Regions from separate parts of the Homo sapiens genome. Here all the other regions are linked to region 1. A link is an interaction called in ENCODE POLR2A ChIA-PET data of the cell type or tissue named here. Cell type or tissue: HepG2. All regions are shown on one strand. Links, peaks and the distances in the headings refer to the core of each region. The heading gives the core; the rest is flanking DNA.

The links. Peaks named below come from ENCODE experiments on the same cell type or tissue, not always from the same donor. Only the 100,000 strongest peaks of a DNase experiment are listed, where the experiment ranks them.
Region 2: POLR2A ChIA-PET joins it to region 1 with 5 read pairs; 2 of 35 experiments call an interaction of 5 or more read pairs at or near these places.
Region 3: POLR2A ChIA-PET joins it to region 1 with 6 read pairs; 1 of 35 experiments calls an interaction of 5 or more read pairs at or near these places.

Annotation. Positions count from the first base shown.
Region 1 is chr14:23,879,612-23,887,417 of GRCh38, forward strand. The region is part of intron 2 of LINC00596 (long intergenic non-protein coding RNA 596); the gene reads right to left. Among named protein-coding and RNA genes, the nearest start is that of LINC00596, 19 kb to the right of the region's middle. In HepG2, for the core only: no CTCF peak of the experiment used is centred there; a DNase peak (open chromatin) is centred at 4,550; H3K4me3 peaks cover 1,412 bases.
Region 2 is chr14:23,724,224-23,732,029 of GRCh38, forward strand. LOC105370409 (a long non-coding RNA gene) reads right to left here and starts at 5,519. Exons shown (of 6, transcript XR_007064083.1): 1 at 5,355-5,519. In HepG2, for the core only: CTCF peaks have their summits at 2,737 and 3,521 (motif pointing right); a DNase peak (open chromatin) is centred at 3,538.
Region 3 is chr14:23,289,911-23,297,716 of GRCh38, forward strand. PPP1R3E (protein phosphatase 1 regulatory subunit 3E) reads right to left here. Exons shown (of 5, transcript NM_001276318.2): 5 at 5,742-7,806. It also overlaps the pseudogene H3P37. Among named protein-coding and RNA genes, the nearest start is that of HOMEZ, 7.7 kb to the left of the region's middle. RefSeq lists an enhancer at 3,671-4,535 and a silencer at 5,187-5,499. In HepG2, for the core only: no CTCF peak of the experiment used is centred there; no DNase peak of the experiment used is centred there.

The DNA.
Region 1 (7,806 bases), core at 2,230-6,229:
CACATCAAACTAAAAAGCTTCTTCACAGCAAAGGAAACGAATAGCAAAGTGAAGAAACAACTTATAGAATGGGAAAAAAATTGCAAACTATTCAACTGGCAAGGGATTAATAACCAGAATATATAGGGAACTCAAACCACTCAACAGCAAGAAAACAAGTAATCCAATTTTTTTAATGGGCAAAAGATGTGAACAGACCTTTCTTGAAAGAAGATATACAAATGGCCAACAGGTATGTGAAGAAAATGTGCAACATCATTAATCATCAGAGAAATGCAAACCAAAACCACAGTGATATATCATCTAAACCCAGTTAAAATGACTTTTATCAAAAAGACAATAAAACAACAGGTGCCAGTGAGGATGTGGGGAAAGGGGAATGCTCATACGCTATTGGTAGGAATATAAATTAGTACAGCCATTTCGGAAAACAATATGGGGGTTCCTCAAAAAACTAAAAATTAAGCTACCATATGATCCAGCAAATCCCACTGATGGCTATATATCCAAAAAAAAAAAAAAGGGAAATCAGTGTATCAAAGAGATATCTGCACTTCCATGTTTATTCACAAATAGCAAAGATATGGAATCAACCTAAGTAACCATCATTGGACGAATGGTGGTACACATACAACAATGAAATATTATTCAGCCATAAAAAGTAATGAAATCCTGTCATTTGCAACAACATGGATGGAACTGGAGGACATTATATTAAGTGAAATAAGCCAGACACAGGAAGACAAATATCACATGTTCTCACTCATATATGGGAGCTAAAGAGTCGATCTAATGGAAATAGAGAGTAGGTTGATGGTTACCAGGAGCTGGGAACTGTGGAGGTGATTAGAGGATGAAGAGGGGTTGGCTAACAGGTACAAAAATACAGTTAGATAGAAGGAGTAAGATCCAGTGGTAACACAATAGGGCAACTATAGTTAATAGTAATTTTTGTATATTTTGAAATAACTAGAGGAGTGAAATTGGAATGTTCCTAACACAAATAAATGATAAATGCTTGAGGTGATGGACACCCCAATTACCCTGATTTGATCATTATACAATGTATGTTTGTATCAAAATATCAAACCCCATAAATATGTAAAACTATTATGTAGCTATAAAAAATTTTTTGGCCCAGCGCGGTGGCTCACGCCTGTAATCCCAGCACTTTGGGAGGCTGAGGCAGGTGGATCACAAGGTCAGTAGATTGAAACCATCCTGGCTAACACAGTGAAACCTCATCTCTACTAAAAATACAAAAAATAAGCTGGGTGTGGTGGCAGGTGCCTGTAGTCCCAGCTACTTGGGAGGCTGAGACAGGAGAATGGCGTGAACCCAGGAGGTGGAGCTTGCAGTGAGCCGAGATGGTGCCGCTGCACTCCAGCCTGGGCGACAGAGCGAGACTCCATCTCAAAAAAAAAAAAAAAAAAATTTAGGAAATTTCAATTCTGGATATATGCCCAATAGAACTGCATGCACATATGCCCTAGGAGGCATGATAAGAATGTTTTATAGCAGCACAATTTATAGAAGTGCAATTTATATAACTGGAACAAGTTACATTTCTATCAACAGTAGAATGGATCAATTGTGGTACAGACATCAATGAAATATGTATTGGTTGTCTATCATACTACCCCAAAACTTAGTGACTTTTCATTGAGTTCACAATTTTATGGATCAGCAATTTAGACTGAATTCAGCTGGGGAGTTCTGGTCTCAACTGAGCTGCCTCATGCATCTGTGAGATTCTTTTAATTTCTGAGGGCTTAGCCCACACAACCAAGCTTACTCAGCTGTGTTCCACATACATCATTCTCCAGCAGTCTAGCCCAGCCTTTTTCATGTGGCTGAGGCAGGAGTCCTGAAATACAGAGCAGAAGCACACAGGCTGCTGGAGGCCTATGCTCAGAATAGGCGTGTGGTCACCCTGACCATATTCTATTGGCCAAAGGAAGCCACAATGCCAGCCCAGATTCCAGGGAAGAGAACTAGACCCCATTTCTTCATGGGAGGAGCTCTAAAGTCACATTGCAAAAGGCATGGGTATTGGAAAGAGTGAAGGACTGTGAGTGTTTCTTTAATCTACCACTGAAAACTGGGATTGAAGTGAAAAACAATAACCTGCTACTACACATAACAACATGGATGAATCTCATCAATAATGTTGAGTGAAATAAGCCAGGCTACACAGAATGCATACTGTATAATTCCTTTTATATAAAGTTCAAAAACAGGCAGAACTAAAGTGTAGGGTTTATAAATATATGCTTAATAAAGTATTTTTAAGTGGGAAATTAATCATCATAAATGTCAGGGTGCTAGTTACTTTGGGAGGATGATTGCCTTAAGATAATGGAAAGGCATCAGAAATTGAGCAACACACAGGGGCTTCTGGGTTCTTGGCAGTGTGCTTTCTTAACCTGAGTGGTAATGAGCTAGGCGCTCATTTTGAATCACTAAGTGGGAGATTTATGTTTTGTGCATTTTTCTTTGTCTTATATCTCATGATAAAAAATTAAATAATGTATGATACTGGCACAAGGACAAAACATGGACAATGGAATATAACAAAGAACTGAGAAAAAGTTTGTACCCATAATAAGAACTTGATATACAGTAAATCTTGCATCACAGTTGATTGACAAAAGGACAAATTGTTTACGAGATGATGTTGGAAAAACTGTCTCATTAGAGGTAAAAAATCAAACTGGATCCCTACTTACCAGAGTATATATACAAGGAAATCTCTAGAAGGATTAAAGACTTCAAGGCAAAAGATTATAAGTCAATGGTAAATATTGTGGGTTAATATCTTCCTAACAATACCAGGCAGGGAAGGACTTCTAAAGAACAGCAGAAGAACAAATCATAAGGCCAAAGCTGATTAAGTCAATTGCATCAAACTAAGAAAATTTATTCAAGGAAGTACAACATGATCAAAGTTAACAAACAGGTGACAAATTTTGTGTTATTTGCTATCCCTAATGTTTTTTAAAAACTAACACAGTATCTAAGATATACAAGAAGCTATTAAAATTAAGATTAAAAAGCAGAAAATCCAAAAGAAAAATGAACAAAGGAAATAAACAATTTGCAAAAAGAGGAAATCAAATAGGCTGGCAAGTATATAAGGAGAGGCCCAAACTGGCTATGAGAATAATTCAACTTTTTAAAATAACACGACATTACTTTATTATGCTGGCAAAAATTATAAAGCTGAACAATGCCAAGTATTAGCAGAAATGTGAGGACAGAAGTGTCCTCTTATGTTACTGGTGGGCATGTAGACAGGCGCAGCCACCCTAAAGAGCAATCTGACAGTTCTTAGTTCTATATCATTGTGCTTCATGACCATCAAGATCCACTTTTGGATGTGTACTGGAAAAAAAAAAAAAAAAAAAAACCTCACACTGTAGCTTACTTGAGTACCTGTATGAGGATGTTTATTCACACTGTGATGGAGAGGAACTGAAAGTGACCCAGATATCTATCTAGAATAAAGCAGATAGGAAAAATGTGGAGTACCATCAGCAGTTAGAAGCAACGACTACACACACCCAGAGTGTCATGCATTATGCTGAGTGAAAAAATAGGATCCATCGCACATATCAGTTATAAAAATGAATACAACATACCAAACAGACAATACACATTTTACAAGAATACATGCAAGTAATACCACATACATTAAACAGAAGGGTTTTCTTTAAAGGAGAAGGAGGCAAATGAAAGTGGAGAATGAGGCCTGTCATTCTCTAAGGGGCCTGTCTAAACCAATGACGGGGCATGCCATGAACTGAAGACTGTGTTTAACCCAACCCTGTATGTCCAAAAGAAGAAAAAGCTCAAATAAAATATTCCTCCATGGCTTTTTTCTCCATGGCAACTGCTGTTAATGTGTGTGTGTGTGTGTGTGTGTGTGTGTGTGTGTGTGTTGTACATTTCCTAGAAAAATGCTGAATGCATCTACTAGCATGTCTTTATGGCCATGTAATTCTCATTTACATCATATTACTCTGTACCCTGTTCTTTATGTTTCATAATATACTTTGGACATCTTTCCCTTTCAGCACTTACAAATCTACCTCACTTTTAAACAGCTGTATTATTTTTATATACTCCAATTTAATTTTCCTATCAATAGATACTTAAGCTTGGCTTTTTAAGTTGCTTGCTATTAAACGAGTTTGCTTTTTAAATTGTTCGCTGTTGCCATTCAAAAGACCACCACGATGGTTAAATAGCAGAAAGGAGAGCTTTATTGGTGATATTGGTTTGTAAGTTGGGAAGAGAAACCAGCAAACCAGCACGGACTGACGGTGGTCTCTCTTTGTAGGGGGAGGGAACAGCTTGGGTTTTACTCCTCATGGGTCTGTGTTACACAATAGAGCCATACATATTCAGCAGGTTTGGGGAAAAGCTATACATATTTATGAGGGGAGCTGAGCAAATGAGCAACGAGTAAACACACGTTACATACATCTCAAGTTTACTTTGAAACAGGGTTTTAGCACTGAAATGAGGTGGAATTTGGCTCTTTACATCAAAAGGTTAACCGTACGGCACAAAGACCGTTTGTCCACAGCCTCTATAAGCTGACTGAAACTGGCTTAATGTTTACAGTAGCTTATCAGAAAAGAGTGTTTGTAAGGCCAGTCCTCTGTCCAATCAGAATTACAGTAGTCTGGGTTATAAATCAGATTTAGGAGAGGTCCAATGGCTGCTATTGTTAGGAAGTTTAGAGTCCTGGGAATTTAGAAATTTGCCGTGCCAGCTGGGCTCTGAATGCTCCACTCGTAGGTAACTTTGTTTCCTTAACCTTAGAGTCTATCTTAGTTGATAAAGGGGCATTTATTTTGGGCTCTCAGATCACACTATTAAACCGTAGGGACCAAGGGAAAACTTCCCCTTTGCCCTCTGAAGGTTCACTGAAAATCAACTGACAAAAGGCAGACTTAAGGGAGGAAGGGCATACAAAATGTATTAACATGCGCATGTATTCACAGGAGTCATACAAAATATAAAACTCAAAGAGCCAGATTGTTGATGCTTTTATACCATCTTGAGGTTACAGAAAGAAAAGAGCTTGGAGCACCGCAATACAGGTTATGGGAGGTAGAGAAGAGGAAAGGCATGGCTACCAAAGGCAGTCTTATTAGGTAGATGAAACCTCGCAGGTAGCAGCTCTCAGAAAGAGTAGACGGTAGCCTGCGCTTGAGTTAATATTTCCTAGATCTGGACTAAAAAAGGGTGCCTCAGAGAAAGCCTAGCTTTATTTCACTAATGTAGATTTTTCTCTACAGATGAAATCTCCTCCAGAAAAGGCAGCTTTTCTGGGCTATTCTTGTCTGCAGGCCCTCTGAATAACCATCTTAAAATACATCTAAAATGTATATTTGGGAATAACATTTTTGTTTCCTTTAAAACAATGCCTCTGCAAATATTCTTGCACATACACTAATAGGAAATTTTATCAAGCATATTCACAATGTAAATCCCAAGCAATGAAATTTCTCAGTCAAAACAGTCAAAATACACATACACTTAAATATTTGATAGATGTTACCAAATTGCCTTCCCAAAGGTTGCAACAATACAAAATCTCATCAAAAAATCTGAAAGTACCTATTGCTCCATACTTTTTCCAGCTCTAGATAGTATAAAGGTTTTTTAAATTTTTTACCAATCTATAAGTTGAAAGATTCTATCTTACTGATGTTTTTATCTCCATATTTTAAATACGTGCAAGACTAAGTATATTTCCATAATTTTACAGGCCATTTATATTTTTCCTGTGAACTGTCTGTTCTTATAACATGTCTATTTTCTTCTGAGTTGTTTTACTTTCTCATTCATTTGCATGAGTTATTTTGCAAATTAAGGCAATTAGCCATTTTATCATATGTTCTGCAATTACATTTTCAGTCTGTCTTGTCTTTTGCCAAACAGAAGTTTTAAATTTTAACACAGTTAAATTTATCAATCTGCTCCTTTATGGCTTCTAGAGAATAAATATTTTAAATTTTATTTTGTGACTTGGAAGCTTAAGTGCTTTTCTGAGAGGATTGATTAGACTGAGGTGAAGCGGGAGGAGGAGAGTAATTGAGACAGTTGCAACTTAAAGGCAGAACGAAGACTTTAAATGAAGAGCTGGCAGAAGTGCTGGTGGCAACAGCCATAGCAGCCCAGCTGAGGCAACTTCCAGGGCAGTGGCATTCTGGTAGGGCCTGTTGGATCCTTCCACATCAAGGAAGTTCTTAGTGATACTGGTGAGCAGCCCAGGCTGGTCCTGAGCCTTGAGGTAACTATCAAGTGCTTTCTGGACATATCAGGGAAGGGAACTCCTCAGGGGAAGTAGACTTCATAATTATTTGGGTTTTGGAGAATACTGGAGAAATAATAGCTTTCTTTATTAAGTTGGCAAAACTGGTTACACTTGTAATATTAATCTCGCAGTCTGGTTTTCTCTACCATGGTTGTGAGAGAGATTAAGATTTTTTTTAATTATATTTATTTAAGTTCTCTTTTTTTCTTCTGTTTTCTATTTCACTTATTTCTGCTTTAATATTTATTATTTCCTTCCTTCTGCTAACTTTGGGCTTCATTTGTTCTACTTTTTTTAGTTCTTTGAGATGTAAAGTTGGATTGCTTATATGAGATATTTCTTTTTTCTTAATGTAAGCATTTATAGCTATAAATTTCCCTTTTAGAACTGCTTTTGCTACATCCCAAAAGTTTTGGCATGTTTTGTTTCCATTTTCATTTCTCTCAAGATTTTTTTGATTTTCCATTTTATTTCTTCTTTGACCTATTGGTCAGGAGTTGCATTGTTTAATTTCCACATATTTGTAAATTTTCCAATTTTCCTTCTGTTGGATAATCTAAAAGAAATGGATAGATTCCTAGCATTATATAATCTACCAAGAATGAATCATGAAGAATTTAAAAATCTGAATAGAGCAGGAACAAGTAAGTAATAAATAAATAAAGGAGACTAAATTAATAATTTTTTGTTTTGTTTGAGATGGAGTCTCACTCTGTTGCTTAGGCTGGAGTGCAGTGGCACGATCTGGGCTCACTGCAACCTCTGCCTCCCAGGTTAAAGCAATTCTCCTGTCTCAGCCTCCCAAGTAGCTGGGATTACAGGCATGCACCACCACGCCCAGCTAATTTTTGTATTTTTAGTAGAGACGGGGTTTCGCCATGTTGACCAGGCTGGTCTTGAACTCCTGACCTCAGGTAATCTGCCCACCTCAGCCTCCCAAAGTACTAGGATTACAGACGTGAGCCACTGTGCCCAGCCTGAATTAATAATTTTTAATAAAACCTCCCAACATGAGATTTAAGCTTACTTCTTGAAAAAAAAAAAATCTCCCAACAAACAGAATTCCAGGACCAGCTAGTGTCACAGGTGAATTCTACCAAACATTAAAAGAAGAATTAATGCCAATCCTACTCAAAATTGTCCAAAAAATTGAAGAGGAAAAAACTCTTCCAAACTCATTTTATAAGACCAGCAATACTCTGACACCAAAGCCAGATAAAAACACTGTAAGAAAATAAAATTTCAGACCCATATCCCTGATGAACATAGATGTAAAAATACTCAACAAAATGCTAGCAAACCACATTGAACAGCCTACTAAAATGATCATTTACCATGATCAAGAAGGATTTATCCTTGGGATGTGAGAATGGTTCAACACATACAATCAACAAATGTGATACACTATGTTAATAGAATGAAAACTAAAAATCATATGATCACATCAATAAATGCAAAAAAAATGCATTTGATGA
Region 2 (7,806 bases), core at 1,245-5,244, 160 kb before region 1:
TTCTAGCAGGGGGTATGAACGGTAAACAATAAACATTTAAATAAGTCAACTACATAGGATGTTGGAAGGTGATAAGTAGGGTAGAAAAGAAAAACAATAAGAGGGATTCAGAGTGCTGGAAGTAGTGGGGATAGACTGCAACTGTAAACAGAGTGATCAGAGCGGGCTTCACTGAGAAGAGACATTTTAGCAAAGACTTGAAGGAGGGAAGGATGATAGGTGTGTAGACATTTGGAAGAAAAACATTTCAGGTAGAGGCAACAGCTGTGCACAAGGCTTCAGGCTGGAGTGTGCTCAACATGTTTGAAAAACATTAAGGAAGCAGGGGTGGCCAGGAGGAGAGCAGTAGTGATGTCAGAGGTAAGGGGGCTTCACAGATCACTGAGAGCCTTACAGGCCATTGTAAGACTTGGGCTTTTACTTTGAGGGCAACGGGAGCCACTGTGGGCTTTAAGGAAAGGAGTCACCTGCTCTGGCCTACATGTTTAAAGGATCACTCAGACCTCATGTTGAGGTTAGACTTCAGGTAGGCAAGGAGAGAGGTCATGGTGGCCCCACTAGGTGGTAGCAGTGGAAATGGTGACAATGTTACATTTTGATGTATAGTGAAGATGGAATCAACAGGATGTTCTGACAGGTTGGATGTGAGGTATGAGACAAAGATAGGAATCAAGGATGACTCCAAGTCTTGAGCCAGGGCTATTGGAAAGATGGAGTTGCCTGCCATCAACAGAGGAGGGGAAGGCGGCAGATGGAGCAGGTTTGGGAGAAATATGGGGAGTTACATTTGCGTAATTATATTATCTATTGCTCTATAACAAAACATCCCAAAATCTAGTAGCTTAAGACAATGACCATTTATTATCTCACAGTTTTTGTGGGGCAGGGATTCAGGAGTGGTTTAACTGGGTGGGTTGGGCTCAGAGTTTCTCATAAGGTTCTAGTCAGGATGTGAAGCAGGGCTTTAGTTTCTGAAAGTTTGTCTGGGGCTGGAAGAGCCACTTCTAAGATGGCTCACTCAAGTGGTCACTGGCACAAGGTGAGCCTCTTCATAGACTGCCTGAATTTCTGTGTAGCTGGCTCCCTCCAAAGCAAGGGAGCCGAGAGAAAGAGAGAGGAGAGCTTAAGAGAGAGCAACCAAGATGGAAGCCTCAGTGCTTTTTCTGACCTGGTCCCCAAAATCGCATGCTGTCATTTTCACCTTTTTCTATTCATTAGGAGGGAGTCACTCCAATTCAGTCCCATACCAAGCCCCAGATCTGAGGAGCTGCCACCAGTTCTGCTCCCGATTCTCTCCTGGCTCAGGTTTCTGAGGCTGTCTCAGTGAGTTTAGACTCACTGGCACCTGTCCCATGGGCCCCCTCTGGGCTGTCACAGGGACACCTCACCTGCCCACAGCCACAGCTGAGAGAAGACACCTCTGCCCAGGCCCCTTCCCAGCCAGAATCCAGGAGTATTCCAGGGGCTCCCACTGCCCCTGTAGACCCCATGCCTGACGTGCTCCCCTGCGAGGGCTCAGTCCTCATCTCCCCCAACCTGACCCTGTTGGCAGAGACTGGGTGCTGTGATCTGGATGAGCCATCCTGTCCTCAGGGAGGCTTTGTCCCGCTGACCAGGCCTCTCCTCTCTCCACCTGCCCCACTTTGTCTCTGTGGTTCTCACAGTCCATGACCTTCCTGGCCCATCTCTGCCCAGGCCAGCCTCTTGCTTTTATAAAAAACTGAAATTTCAGCACCTGCCCCAAACAGGGCCCCACACAGGGCTGGTGTTTATGCCTTGAGAATTCTTACCTCTACTCATTAAAGCAGAATGAATACAGCAGCCTTCTTGACTTCCTCCCCTGATATTATTTTCAGTGACCTGTTTTTCTGGAGGGTGCTGTGCCCTGCGGCGAGTCTGTGCAGCAAATCACAGTGAGGTGGTTTTTAGCCAAGTGTTCCCGGGGGGCAGGGCACATGCCTCAGGTCCCTTTTTCCTCCATGACTCAGCGGTCACATAGAGAGCAGCAGCGCAGACCCTCAGTGCCTCCCCTCAGTCTGGTCCGTGGGACTCCAGGTGAGCAGAGGTGCCGGCTGAACGGACAGGCCCCCTTCCCCTCCTCTTTCTGACTTCAAATCCCAAGCAGGAACGCAAAGGCCCTGGCCCTGCTGCTGAGCCAACCTTTGCCCCATATGGAGAAGATGGGGTGAGGGCTCCATGGGAGCTGGGGAGACTTTGCCTTGCTCTCTGCTACCCCGAGGCAACACTGGGGGATGGGGCCCAGGAAGTGGAATATCCCAAGGAGAGCAGGGTGGAGTGTGCCCTGGATGCCAGGCTCTCATGTCACTTCCTAAACCACGTCTCCAGGCTTCTTGGGCCCCACAGGATGTGACCAACACAGTGAAGGGGAACATTTGGAAAGAATGTGGCGGGCGGACTCCACACCCAGAGGGGAGCCCCAATCACCTCTGACGTGCTCTGTCGTCTGAGAAACGCAGGCCAGTGGTAGCTGCAAGGATGGGACAAGGCCATGTGGTATAGCCATGAGACCTTAACCTTTCCAGAGAGGCCAAAAGAAGCTCCTTCAGTCCCTCCCCTGCTGGGGTCTCTCATGGCGGAGCTACTCTCCACCTTTTGCCATTCGTCTGGGCTTGTTTGAGTCCAAGTCAGCAACTAGTTACTGCTCCTGCTCCGAAGTGAGATTTGCAACCCAGGCCACTCTCAGTGCATTTTCCTCCTGTGGGAGTGGCCGTCCCCAGGTGGCAGCCTCACACTGATGGCTCCATGTTCCCAGGTCCTGTTCTCCAGAATTCCAGATGCTGATTGGCCCTGCCTGGGTGCTAGTTCCTAGGAGTCCTGGGGCATCTGAGCAGGGGAGCTTGTGTCGGACCTTCTCAGCTCTAACTTCCCCAAAGAAGTCACTTCTTCCCAGAGACCCTGGCACTGTCCCTACTTTCCCTTCTTTCCTCTTCCTCAGTTCTGCCTCCTCGTCACTTGGAAGCTCATTTTCTGGAAGCAAATAGCTTCTTAATTAGGTACATCTTCCACTTGTCATGCCTGTCCGCTTCTAACAGGGGAAGGCCTGTGGTGCTGATTGCCTCTGCTGCTGTCTGTGCACCTCAAACAGTTAGTGGGGAGTTTGGGGATAGGGCAGTGGAGTGGTTGCCAGGATGAGGGAGGTAAATATTGATCCCGCATGATAGTAAAATCCAAGTGCACAACACTGGATGCCTGTCCTGCCCACATTTAAAACTGCACTTATTGCCATTATCTCATTTAGTTCCTAAAGCCCCAGGGCTGCCATGTGTGGTTGTATAGGTTGTTCACTGCACAAGGTCGCCTAGTCTAGAAACAAGTAGGAGCTGAAATCCAGTCCATGCTCTGCTTGACAAGACATGTACCCTGGCTTGGGGCTACATTCACCCGAAGAACAGGGTGGCTTTACTATTTGCTCTCACAAAGTCAGGCACTAGTGGGGCTGCATAAGCTCAGAAGAAAGTTTTTTTAAAAAATTTACACCAGGGGGCACTATAGGCTATCAGTGTCCCTGCATGACATTCCTATGACTGTCACAGAGCAGGCCTGATAAACTCCCTGTGGCAGAGGAGGAGATTGAGACATGGAGATGATAAGTGACTTGCCCAAGGGCGACCAGTCATGGTAGAGCAGGAATCTGGTCATGGGTCTCTTTAGTGCATTTCCCTGGCTCTGCACCCTAAGCAATTCTCTCTGGGCTAAGCATGGGTGAACACAGCCTCTGCCTTCCTGACTTTTCTTTAAGCCCAGGCTTCATTCCGCTCCTGCTCAGATTTTGTTCACTGGTAATTTCCTGGAGTGGAGTGGGAGAAACATGTGAGTGCAGGTGTGAGTGCTGGTGTGAGTGCAGGTGTAAGTGCAGGCATAGTCATCCTCCATAGCCTTGGGGGTCTAGCAAGAGCCCCTCTCCTCCAGCGCAGTGCACCTTATCCATTTCATTTCCTTCTTAGATGCTGGAGGCCTATACCACCAGCAAAACTGCACTGCTGGGACTCACCAAGCCCTTGGCTATAGAGCTGGCACCAAAGGGTATCCAGGTGCCCCGCCTGTTGCCAGGAATCATCAAGAACTGACTTTAACCACATGATGAGGGTTCAGCAGCTCCCAGTTGCCCCCACCAACCACTTTGTTGGTTTCCCCAGTCTGGCCATGGCTTTGTGAGACCAGCAGCCTCTCACTTCCTGTATCTGCACCAGGGCTGTCCTCTCTGGGAGCAGTCGAGGGACTGCAGACCCAGCACTGAGCAGGGCCATCTGCCCACAAGGGCATGAGTCTGCCATGGCAGCCTCTCTGGCCCTTCACAGTTCTATTTAGCACTGAGCCTCTGAATTTTTTCAGGTTGAAGATAATCTGGCTCTGCAAAACTCCTTTAAAAACCCCTGTGGATAGCAGAGACAGGTAGTCTTCTCCAGGGGAGACAGGGCTCTCGGACTGTATCCTCACCTATCAGCCCGTCCTCTCACAGAGTCTGGGGATGCACAGCCCATGAGGTGGGATCTGGAGGGCATGAGGGGCCCCACCATATCTCTCTATGGAGCCCAGGCCTCTGATGGGCCAGGGAGGTGGGATTCAGGGCTGGAGGTGGTGCTGGGCCCTATGTTCAGAGCAGCAGGACCAGCGATCAGAGTTCATTAGAGCATAGGCTGAGGCCTCAGTTCTGTTCTCTTTCCATGCAGGGGTTAAGAGGACTGTGCAGGAACCATGTCCTTCCTGCACTCTACAGATGCCAGCTACGTCACTGGGAAGAGCATCCTGGTGGCCGGCTTCTCCCAGAGGCTCTGCAGGCTGTGACTCTGGGTATAGATACTGCACTTTACCCTGGGGACCAGATAGTGATTGGATAGGAGGATGAATGAAAGCCAGGCCCTCGGGGGTGTCATAAGTAGCAGGGGCCAGTTTGCACATAGAATTCTAAGACAGACCCAGTGTAGGGCATGACTGGGGATGGGACAGAGTTGCTTCTTGAGATTTACAGAGCATGAATCTATGGGTTTTTGTGTGTTTTTCTTGGCAGCAAACTTGTTTTGAAACTCCTAACCTGGCCTCCTGGTGTGGTTGGCAAATACAAGTAGCTTCTTTGCCTACAAACACCATCACTGTCTCAGTGGCCTGTTTCCTCACCACTGCCCCCATCCTTAGGAGCTCCTTCCTCTGTGTTTGTCCCAGGATTCAAGCATCTTGAGAACCTAGAAAAGAGAAGCCTTTGCCTGAGGAGTTAAGGATGTGGATCATTAAAAGTGGTGCCAAAATGCCCAGGAGTGCAGCCAACAGCCCACCCCTAGGAGGCCAATGACTCTAAGAGGAGATTCACTCAGTTTTCTCCCTCCCCATTTTCTCACCTGGGAGCCCTGGAAATGATCCTGGATTAGGAATGGAAGATCTGCTAAGAAAGAATTCCTCCTCTGCCACCGTCTTTATCTCCCTGGGCTTCTGTTTCCCTGGCTATTAACTGAGGAGTTGGACTGATAGCCCCACGTCCTCCCCTCTGGCTTTCTGTGAGATGCCACTCAGTGTTTCCCAACACTCTGGCCTCCAGGTCACAATGGTCTCCGTGGTTCCGGCTCTCCGCAGTGGCATGTGCCACTCTGAATGCTGTCACCATTGCAAGGTGATGTCCCCTCTCATGTGGTAGCAAACTTAACCTATCAGGGAGCAAAGAAGCTGAAGAAATCTGGGGCCTTCAAGGGGCATTGCTCAGACCTCAAGCTTCACCCCACACAAAGTGTGCTGTGACACTCCAGTCCTTGTCTCCACCTTCTCCAAGCTCACACCATTAGCTCTGCTGTCTTCTTGTCTATGCTGTGCCATGTCCCCTGTCCCCTGCCTGGCCCAGCCTCCCTGGACCCTCACCTGTCTACCCCAATGGCTATTAAACTGTCACTTCCATCTACCCCTGCAGTTCCACTTCTGTCCACTCTAAGCAGTGGCCTGCCTGTGTACTCCCCAGAGAAAGCAATGGCGATGAGACGGCACTCCTTTAATCTCCCCTACTCTGATCCAAACTTACATCTGCTTCTGTTCTTACCAGAAAGTTCACATATCGGTGGAAGAGGTGCATCTTCCCTCTCCAAGGGAATCTTTCCATATTCACGTTCACTCAGAATCTCATTTTCTCCCACCCCTCTGGGCACCTCGTTCCATGAGCCATCTTCTCTCTTATCTGCAGCTTCAACCTCTTGGAGCACTTTAATCTAAAAGCAGAACAAAACCAACCAACCAATAAAACTCAGACTCTCCAATATCTAGTCATCCTCTAGCCATCATATTCCTTCACTCTTCCCCATTGTAGTCCCCCTCTCTCATGCCATCTGAAAGTTTTGTTGTTGTTGTTTTTGTTTGTTTGTTTTGTTTTGAGATGGAATCTCACTCTTTCACCCAGGCTGGAGTGCAGTGGTGCAATCTCGGCTCACTGCAACCTCCACCTCCCAGTATAAGCAATTCTCCTGCCTCAGCCTCCTGAGTAGCTGGGATTACAGGCATGCCCCACCATGCCTGGCTAATTGCAAGTTTTATTTTCCTACATTTTTGGGTATTTAGAGTTTAGAACCCTGTTACTCTCCACACACTCAAATACTCAGTAGGGTCTTCAAGGATTATTTCCCAGCCTCCCAGGAAAGCCTGTAAGCCTGTTATTATCTACGGTTTTATTTTATTTTCTGTCTTCTCAGAAATTTGCCATTTCTGGAGTATTTCTACAAGGGGGCTTGGCTGCCTGGGCAATCACCTCTTCTTTCACTTCAGTCCTGCTCCAGGGAAAAATTCTCCTAAGTCTCTGGGGAGAGGGGAGCAGCTATCTGCCATAGATTTTCTTCCCAGTTCTGGAAACAAGTTCCTGGCCATAAATGAAAGTCATTGATTTTCAGACGAACTTCCAGGACACATTCCTGACCCTTCCCAAGGGAGTTTACAGTGTGTAACCCCCTGGACAGCTCATAACAGAACTGGGCTGGCCTCTTTCTGCTGGACATAGGGGGCCCCTGTGGTCCATGCTGGAGCTCCAACCCAGCAAAGACGTGTCCCCACTCTCCCCCAGTTGGTATCTCCAGGCTCACAAAGGGGCACTCTGTTTTCCATGGCCACAGCCATGAAGCATTTGGACACCATAGAAGGAGTCATACTGGATGTGAGAAGTGGAAAATTTCCTCGCCCCCACGGAAGCATGGAGATTTACCATGTGGGAATCCCTTCATTAGGGCTTCCAAAGTATGTATTAAGATTCCCAAGCTATCCATATGTCTATGTGTAGAAAAAAGGTAAAACTATATAAGTCACAAACCATTATTTCTTTGGCTCCAGCCCATTTGCTCCTAAGGAGCATGAGGGAGTGTGGTTTCCTCCCACTCCAGTTTTAAGGCACCAGCTACATTTGCACATGGGCTTCATAGACTTTTGCAAGTGGGGGATCTTTCTCATCCTCTCTCCACCTTCTTTCTTCTGCTCATAAAGGAAAGTACATCATACAGTAGCTGAGCCCTTTCAAAAGTGCTGGTGAGGAAATGTCTACCCTTCCCTTCACTTTGTTACTTCCTCCTGTAGTCTGAGGAGGAGCTAAACTGAAAGGTCACATTACTGATGGTGTCTTACGGAAGCAAGGCAGTCTTCTCCGGCTCTATTCTTCTTGGACCACCTGGACTTAGGCAAGCAGGACTTATTTCTGCTAGAACTAGTTGGATTTCTGCTGTGGGTTAAGGATGTTTTACCTGACCTTGCTGAGTACATCAGGTCAGTCCTACTCTGCCAGTTACCTTCAATTTGGAGAGCAGGGAGAGGAAAGCCTTGTTCTCCAATTCA
Region 3 (7,806 bases), core at 1,245-5,244, 590 kb before region 1:
TTTATGCGAGGTCCAAGACAATTCTTCTTCCAACGTAGCCCCAGGGAAGCAAAAAAATTGGACAACCCTATTCTATAGCTAAGGATTCTAAAGTTTCAGAGTCCTTCCCTGCACAGACCTCACCCAAAGCATGGGAGGAGCCCCAGCAATGTGTTAACATGATTGTAGGTTTTTGTAAAGTTTGAAAAAATATACTTAAATGGTAATTGGTTAAGACTGAGTTCTCCTAGATGATGAGTTGACGGGGGCAGCAAACCACCATGGCCCATGTATACCTATGTAACAAACCTGGACGTTCTCCACATGTAGCCCAGAACTTAAAGTAAAATTTAAAAAAAAAGAGAAATTTTTGAATCTTAATTTTTATTCTGCAATTATGGATGTAGAAGTCAGTAGAAAAACCCAGTATATTAATAATTTCACATTTCTTGACTGCAACCTCAAACTTAATTGAGCTAAAGTTTACTGTATTTTTTCCTCCTCTGGTTGCTTTCACACTTTTAAAGATAGTAACAAAATTATTCTTCTGAGACATTTCCGGTAAGATGGATATCTTTACTATTGGATTGTTTAACAAACAATTAAGCCTAGAAGTTATTTGAGTACATAAAGGTGCAAGAATGATACAATGGAATTTGGGGACTGGGGTTGGGGGAAAGAGTAGGAGGGGAGTGAGGGATAAAAGACTACACATTGGGCTGGGCACAGTGGCTCATGCCTGTAATCCCAGCACTTTGGGAGGCCGAGGTGGGCGGATCACCTGAGGTCAGGAGTTCAAGACCAGCCTGGCCAACATGGTGAAACCGCGTCTCCACTAAAAATACAAAATTAGCTGGGCGTGGTGGCGCACGCCTGTAATCCCAACTACTCGGGAGGCTGAGGCAGGAGAATCGCTTGAACCCAGGAGGCGGAGGTTGCAATGAGTTGAGATGGAGCCATTGCACTACAGCCTGGGCGACAAGAGTGAAACTCCATCTAAAAAAAAAAAAAAAAAAAAAAAGACTACACATTGCTTGCAGTGTACACTGCTTAGGTGATGGGTGCACCAGAATCTCAGAAATCACCACTAAAGAACTTATCCATGTAACCAAACACCACCTGTTCCCCAAAACCTATTGAAATACAAAAATTTTAAAAGGCAAACAAAAAAAAAAAAAACAAGAAAAAGATGACCTCCCCAGGCTCAGGTGATCCTCCCACTTCAGCCTCCCAAGTAGCTGGGACTACAGGCACACCACCACACCTGGCTAATTTGTTGTACTTTTTTGTGGCCCAGGTTGGTCTCAAACTCCTGAGCTCAAGCAATCTGCCCACCTTGGCCTCCCAAAGTGTTGGGATTACAGGCATGAGCCACTGTGCCGAGCAGGAATACATTTAGTGTGGGTTTAGTAGGTATACTTAAGTGCTTTACAGTTACTTCTGTGAATAAAGTATCCCCATGTAGTTATAATGTTATGAACTGAACTATATCCCTCCAAAAATTCATGTTAAAGTCTTAACCCCTAGTACTTCAGAATGTAACCGTGTTTGGAGATAAGATCTTTAAAGAGGTAACTGTGTTAAAATGAGGTCTTTAGGATCTGGGCGCAGTGGCTCACACCTGTAATCCCAGCACTATGGGAGGCCAAGGCGGGAGGATCACTTGAGCCCAGGAGCTTGAGACCAGCCTGAGCAACACAGTGAGACCCCGTCCCCCATCTCTACAGAAAATAAAAAATTAGCCCAGTGTGATGATGTGTGCCTGTAGTCCCAGCTACTTGGGAGACTGAGGTGGGAGGATTGCTTGAGCCCAGGAGACTGAGGCTTCAGTGAAACGTGATCGCACCACTGTTCTCCAGTCTGAGTGACAGAGCGAGACCCCATCTCGAAATAAAATAATGAGGTCTATAGGGTGGATTCTAATACAGTGTCACTGGTGTCCTTATGAGAGGAAATTTGGACACAGGTGTGTATGTGCACACAGAGGAAAGAGCATGTGAAGGCACAGGGAGAAGATAGCCGTTTAGAAGCCAAGGAGAGACCTCAGAAAAAAGCAACTCTCCTAACACCTTGATCTTGAGCATCTAGCTTTCAGAACTGAGAAAATAAATTTGTTGTTCAAGTCACCCAACCTGTGCTATTTTGCTATGGCAACCCTAGTAAACTAATATGCATAGCTTCCAGAAATAATGTCACCAATTCAAATAGTATATGACATTAGTTATTACAAATTTGAAACACTACAAGTTTGACAAAAATCCTAAAAATCTGTGACATTATCACTACAAGGTGTGAAGATAACATTTTTGTAAACTATCAAGAATTTTAAAAATGTGGCCTGGTGCATGGCTCATGTCTGTAAACCCAGCACTTGGGAGACTGAGGCAGGAGGATCGCCTGGGCAACACAGCAAGATCCTGTCTCTCTCTCTCAAAAAAAAAAAAAAAAAATTGGGAGGCCAAGGCGGGCAGATCACGAGGTCAGGAGATCAAGACCATCCTGGCTAACACGGTGAAACTCTGTCTCCACTAAAAATACCAAAAAATTAGCCGGGCATGGTGGTGGGCGCCTGTAGTCCCAGCTACTCAGGAGGCTGAGGCAGGAGAATGTCGTGAACCTGAGAGGTGGAGCTTGCAGTGAAATGAGATTGCACTACTGCACTCCAGCCTGGGCCACAGTGCGAGACTCTGTCTCAAAAACAAACAAACAAACAAACAAAAAAGGCCAAGGGCAGTGGCTCATTCCTGTAATCCCAGCACTTTGGGAGGCCGAGGCAGGCAGACTGATTGAGTTCAGGAGTTTGAGACCAGCCCGGGCAACATGGCAAAATCCCATCTCCTCAGAAAAAAAAAAAAATTAGCTGTGGTAGTGCATGCTTGCGGTCCCAGCTACTTGGGAGGCTGAGGTGGGAGACTCACTTGGGCCCAGGAGGTTGAGGCTATAGTGAGCTGTGATTTCGTCACTGCACTCCAGCCTGGGTGACACAGTGAGAATCTGGCTCAAAATAAAATAAAATAAATAAAATAAATAAAAAAATAAAAAAATTAAAAAAGGGGGGGGGCCGGAATTTTTGAAATATGATAAATCTTTCTGGAAGACTGAATTACTTTTCTCTTTAGGAAAACATAATCATCATATGAAAAGGCTATCAAAGAGCAGGCAGCTTAAAAAACGTAGAGCAATATATAGGTTTGTCGGGTAGACAATTTTTGACAGCTTTTAAAAAAATTATTCGTTGACAGCTTTTCTCATTCTAAAACAAATATTCACTTTCCCCCCCAATCTTGTATTTATTTGTCTTAAAGGGGGCTCCAAAAGTTGCACACTTCAGGCACCCAAAAACCTGGATCTACCCCTGGGACTAACCAAATGGATATGGAGAGTTTCTGTGCCGTCTGGGGAAATCATACTCCAATACCCTGTGCTGTGTCTCCTAAGAAATATCAGAGCTGGAGAGCTGATTAGTAAGAACTGCAATGATTGAGGATTTCGGATAGACTTGGGATAGCAAAAGCTGCACTGAAGGTTAGTGGAGAAAAGAGTTTAGACACACCTAACCTCAAGTTAAAATGTGAGAAATCTGCAGTGAGGTTGGGGCCACAGAGACCCTGGACAATAAGCCATGGAGAGAACCCACTTACCTCTCCTGGGGTGTCTGCTCCTCATGCTGATTCTGCTCTTCAGCATATCTTGTTTCACTTACAACACTTAGTGAAGAGTAAATTCTCTGTGCCGACATCACAACTTGGCCATTATGATGTAATGAGGAGGCATCTGTTATTCTCAGGGTAGGGCTTCCCTATTAGGAACATTCTAATTACTTTGAGGGTAATTGGATTGTTTCATTATTCAGGTGATGTAGAAGTCAATCCTGTTAGAACTTAATCTTTTTCAAGGACTCCCTCCTTTTATAATGTATCACTCCATTCTGAATTAGGCAGACGTCTTTGCTTTTCCTTTCCATATTTCTCCTCCGTTGCCTTAGGGGGTTGCCTTTGATAAGGGCTTTGCTCTTTCATCCAGCACTTAAGGAGCAGAATGTAGGCCGGCACAGTGGCTCACACCTGTAATCCCAACCCTTTGGGAGGCCGAGGTGGGCGGATCGCGTGGTCAAGAGATAGAGACCATCCTGGCCAACATGGTGAAACCCCGTCTCTACTAAAAATACAAAAATTAGCTGGGCGTGGTGGCGCACGCCTGTAGTCCCAGCTACTCGGGAGGCTGAGGCAGGGGAATCGCTTGAAGCTGGGAGACAGAGGTTGCAGTGAGCCGAGACTGCGTCACTGCACTCTGGCCTAGCGACAGAGTGAGACTCTGTCTCAAAAAAAAAAAAAGAAGAAGAAGAAGCAGAATGTAACTCAGATGGTCTTCTTAAGGAAGGATTTCCCCACCCAAGGAGAAACGCAGGGCTTTTCCCAAGCTCTTCCCTTTAACTGTTGGTTAAAGCAGTTGGTGCTGGGTTCCAGAGAAGAGCTGGGCCCTGGTAAATTTCCCACTACCCAAAATGATGATAGGATCCTGTTGGGAGTGTCTTACATCAGGACTGCCTAAGTCCTCCAAAACTCCTTCCCCTCAGCATTTGCATAGCCAGAGGGGACTCCAGCAGAATGAGAATAGGACTTTTAGGAAATAAGGTAGTTCTCTAACCAGGACCATCTCTAGCTCCCTGAGCTCTAGCCGAAGAAGGGGAGTAAGTAAGGAGGTCTCTCTCACAGTCTCACACAAAGCAGATTGCTCACAAATTGACTGAAGGTAAAGCACCCAGGAAGCAACTGCCTACAAAAGCTGCTCCGGCTGGGCGAGGTGGCTCACGCGTGTAATTCCAGCACTTCAGGAGGCCAAGGCGGGCGGATCACTTGGGGCCTGGAGTTCGACACCAGCCTGCCCAACATGGCAAAACCTCGACTATTAAAAAAATACAAAAACTGGGGGCCAGGGGCATGGCTCACGCCTGTAATCTCAGCACTTTGGGAGGCTGAGGCGGGTGGATCATCTGAGGTCAGGAGTTCGAAACCAGCCTGGCCAACATGGTGAAACCCTGTCTCCACTAAAAATATAAAAATTAGCCGGGCGTGGTGGCACGCCCCTGTAATCCCAGCTACTCCGGAGGCTGAGGCAGGAGAATCACTTGAACCCGGGAGGCAGAGGTTGCAGCCAGACGAGATCTCGCCATTGCACTCCAGCCTGGGTGACAGCATGACTCTCAGGAAAAACAAAAAACAAAAAACTACACACACACACCCCTCCCCCCACCAAAAAAAAAAAAAACTGCTCACAAGAGTGCGCCCTCTACTGGAGGGCGAAGAAACCTCGTCATTACAGGCCTGGTACTGTGGCACTCCGTGAAATTAGCCATTATCAGACATCTACTGAACTGATTCGCAAACTTCCCTTCCAGCATCTGGTGTGAGAAATTGCTCAGGACTTTAAAACAGATCTGCCGTTGCAGAGTGCAGCTTAGTGGTGCTTTGCAGGAGGCAAGCAAAGCCTATCTGGTTGGCTTTTTGAAGACACCAACCTGTGTGCTGTCCATGCCAAACGTGTAACACCTATGTCAAAAGACATCCAGCTAGCACGCCGCATGCGTGAAGAATGTGCTTAAGAATCCATTATGATGGGGGAAACTTCATTCTTAAAAAAAAAAAGTCTCTGCTTCCTGTCATTGGTAGTTCTGAATGTTAGATATTTTTTCCCCATGGGGTCAAAAGGTACCTAAGTATACGATTGTGAGCAGAAAAATAGGAGACAGAAGTCAGGTGTTGTCAGTTTTCAATTTTCATTTGTGTGTGAATTTTTAATGTAAATGTAGGTGGGGAAGTAAAGCATTAATGCAAGTCAAAATGTTTCAGTGAACATTTCAGTGGTTCAACTTTATAATAATTTAAGCAAACTTATTAAATTTTTCTGGACACACACACACAAAAAACAAGGTGACCAAGAAATTGAGTCAAGGAGGGAATCTTGCCTCTGAGTCTCTTGCTGCCCTTAGCCCAAAACACACAATACTTCTGAATATCTTATGACATACTTTCTTTTCATATTTCAACTTTATTTAAAATATGAGGTTTTATGTCCAGAAGGGAGGGCAGTTGCCCATGGAAGGTGAAGTGAGGCACAATACTATTGGGTTGCGGGCCAAGTACACAGGGTTGCACTGTGAAGGAACTGAGGAGGTTCTGGGAGGGCCTGGTGACAACAATGGATTTGGGGAGATCCACAAAGGAAATTTTCATTTCCTCCCCAGGTTAGCTATTCAGTGGGTGGATTATTCAGTCTTTTTAGCAAGGTCACTGCTCCTTAGCAACATCAACAAAAGTGCCAAAGCTGAGGACACAGAGAATACCATCATTGTCTTTTGTTTCTCTTTATGCCTGGATGGGGAAAGGAATGGAAACTAATAGCAGAAAATGAAACATTTCTGATGTTATCCCTTGCCATGAAGAATCACGGGCTTGTGTAGAGACCTCTTTCTTTTCTTTTTTTTTTTGAGGGTCTCACTGTCACCAAGCTGGAGTGCAGTGGTGCGATCATAGCTCAGTAACCTCCAACTCCTGGGCTCAAGCGATCCTCCTGTCTCAGCTTCCTGAGTAGCTGGGAATACAGATGTGTGCCACCATGCCCAGCTAATTTTAAAAGTTTTTGTAGAGACAGGGTCCCACTATGTTGCTCAGACTGGTCTCGAACTCCTGGGCTCAAGCAATGCTCCTGCCTCAGCCTCCCAAAGTGTTGCGATTACAGGTATGAACCACCACACCGAGCAGAGACCTGTTTCCTAGCCTGGGAATGGGTGATCAGGAGGCCTGAGTTTAAGTCCCATCTTGAGCTGCACTAACAAATTCTATGACCCTGCTAGAGTCATTTCTCACCTCTGGACCTGTGTTCTCATCTGTAAAGGAGCCAGGAACCAATGACGTCGGAAGAGAAGCCTTTTCATGTCTGATTCTATGACCTGCAAACTGCAAAGATCCCAGCAGGCTCCAGAAAAACACGGCAGTTAGAAACAAGGGAATGTGGGTGTTAGGTGGAAAACTGAGGAGCTAGGGCTCATGATGAAATGTTTTTCTACATTCACAAAGAAAAACAAACAAACAAAAAACAGGACGGAGGCTATGGGACAGGGAGGTGTAGGAAGACACCTGCAGTCTGGATGAGAGGAATGGGCAACAGTGTCCCTGCTGGGTTGCCTCAGGGACCCAAGCCTATGACCCAGGTAGTGTTTTCTCTCACGGCACTTCCCAGTCCACAGCTGACATGTTATATTCCAAATTGCTCCTGTTCATATAGTCATGAGCCATCAGAGGAGTTTCCACTACAATGCCTAATGCGTAACACATTAATAGGGTGGCTGAAGATTCCGCTAAACTCCTAGTGTTCCCCGTGTCAGATTAGACTGCACCCGCTGGGAGAAAGCAGTGGATGCAGCTCTGTCCATGCACACTCAGCTTTGCTTACTGAGGGTGTGAGAAATACAGATGGAAGTTTTGGAAGAGCAGTGCAAGACGGAAAGGGCATACTGCCTAATCTTGGTTGGTTTGCAGATGGTGGGGTTTGTGGTAGTGCCGGATCAACTCAACCCAAGGTGAGGAAAAGCCAGGGGGTTGGGAAAATCTCAGTGCTGAAGTCCTGGGAGAGGAGTACACACCAAAGCCATCAGGGCAAGGAATCTCTCCAGAGAGCCGCGAAAGCACCAGGCACTCAGAAGCCACTCAAGAAATATTAGTTTCCTCCCTATTTTACAAGGCTTGGTAGCACTGATAGTTTTGTGTCAGGTTCCAAGGAGACACCCACTATTTGTGTGCCTAAGAAGTAGCTCAGCCAGACCCAGCC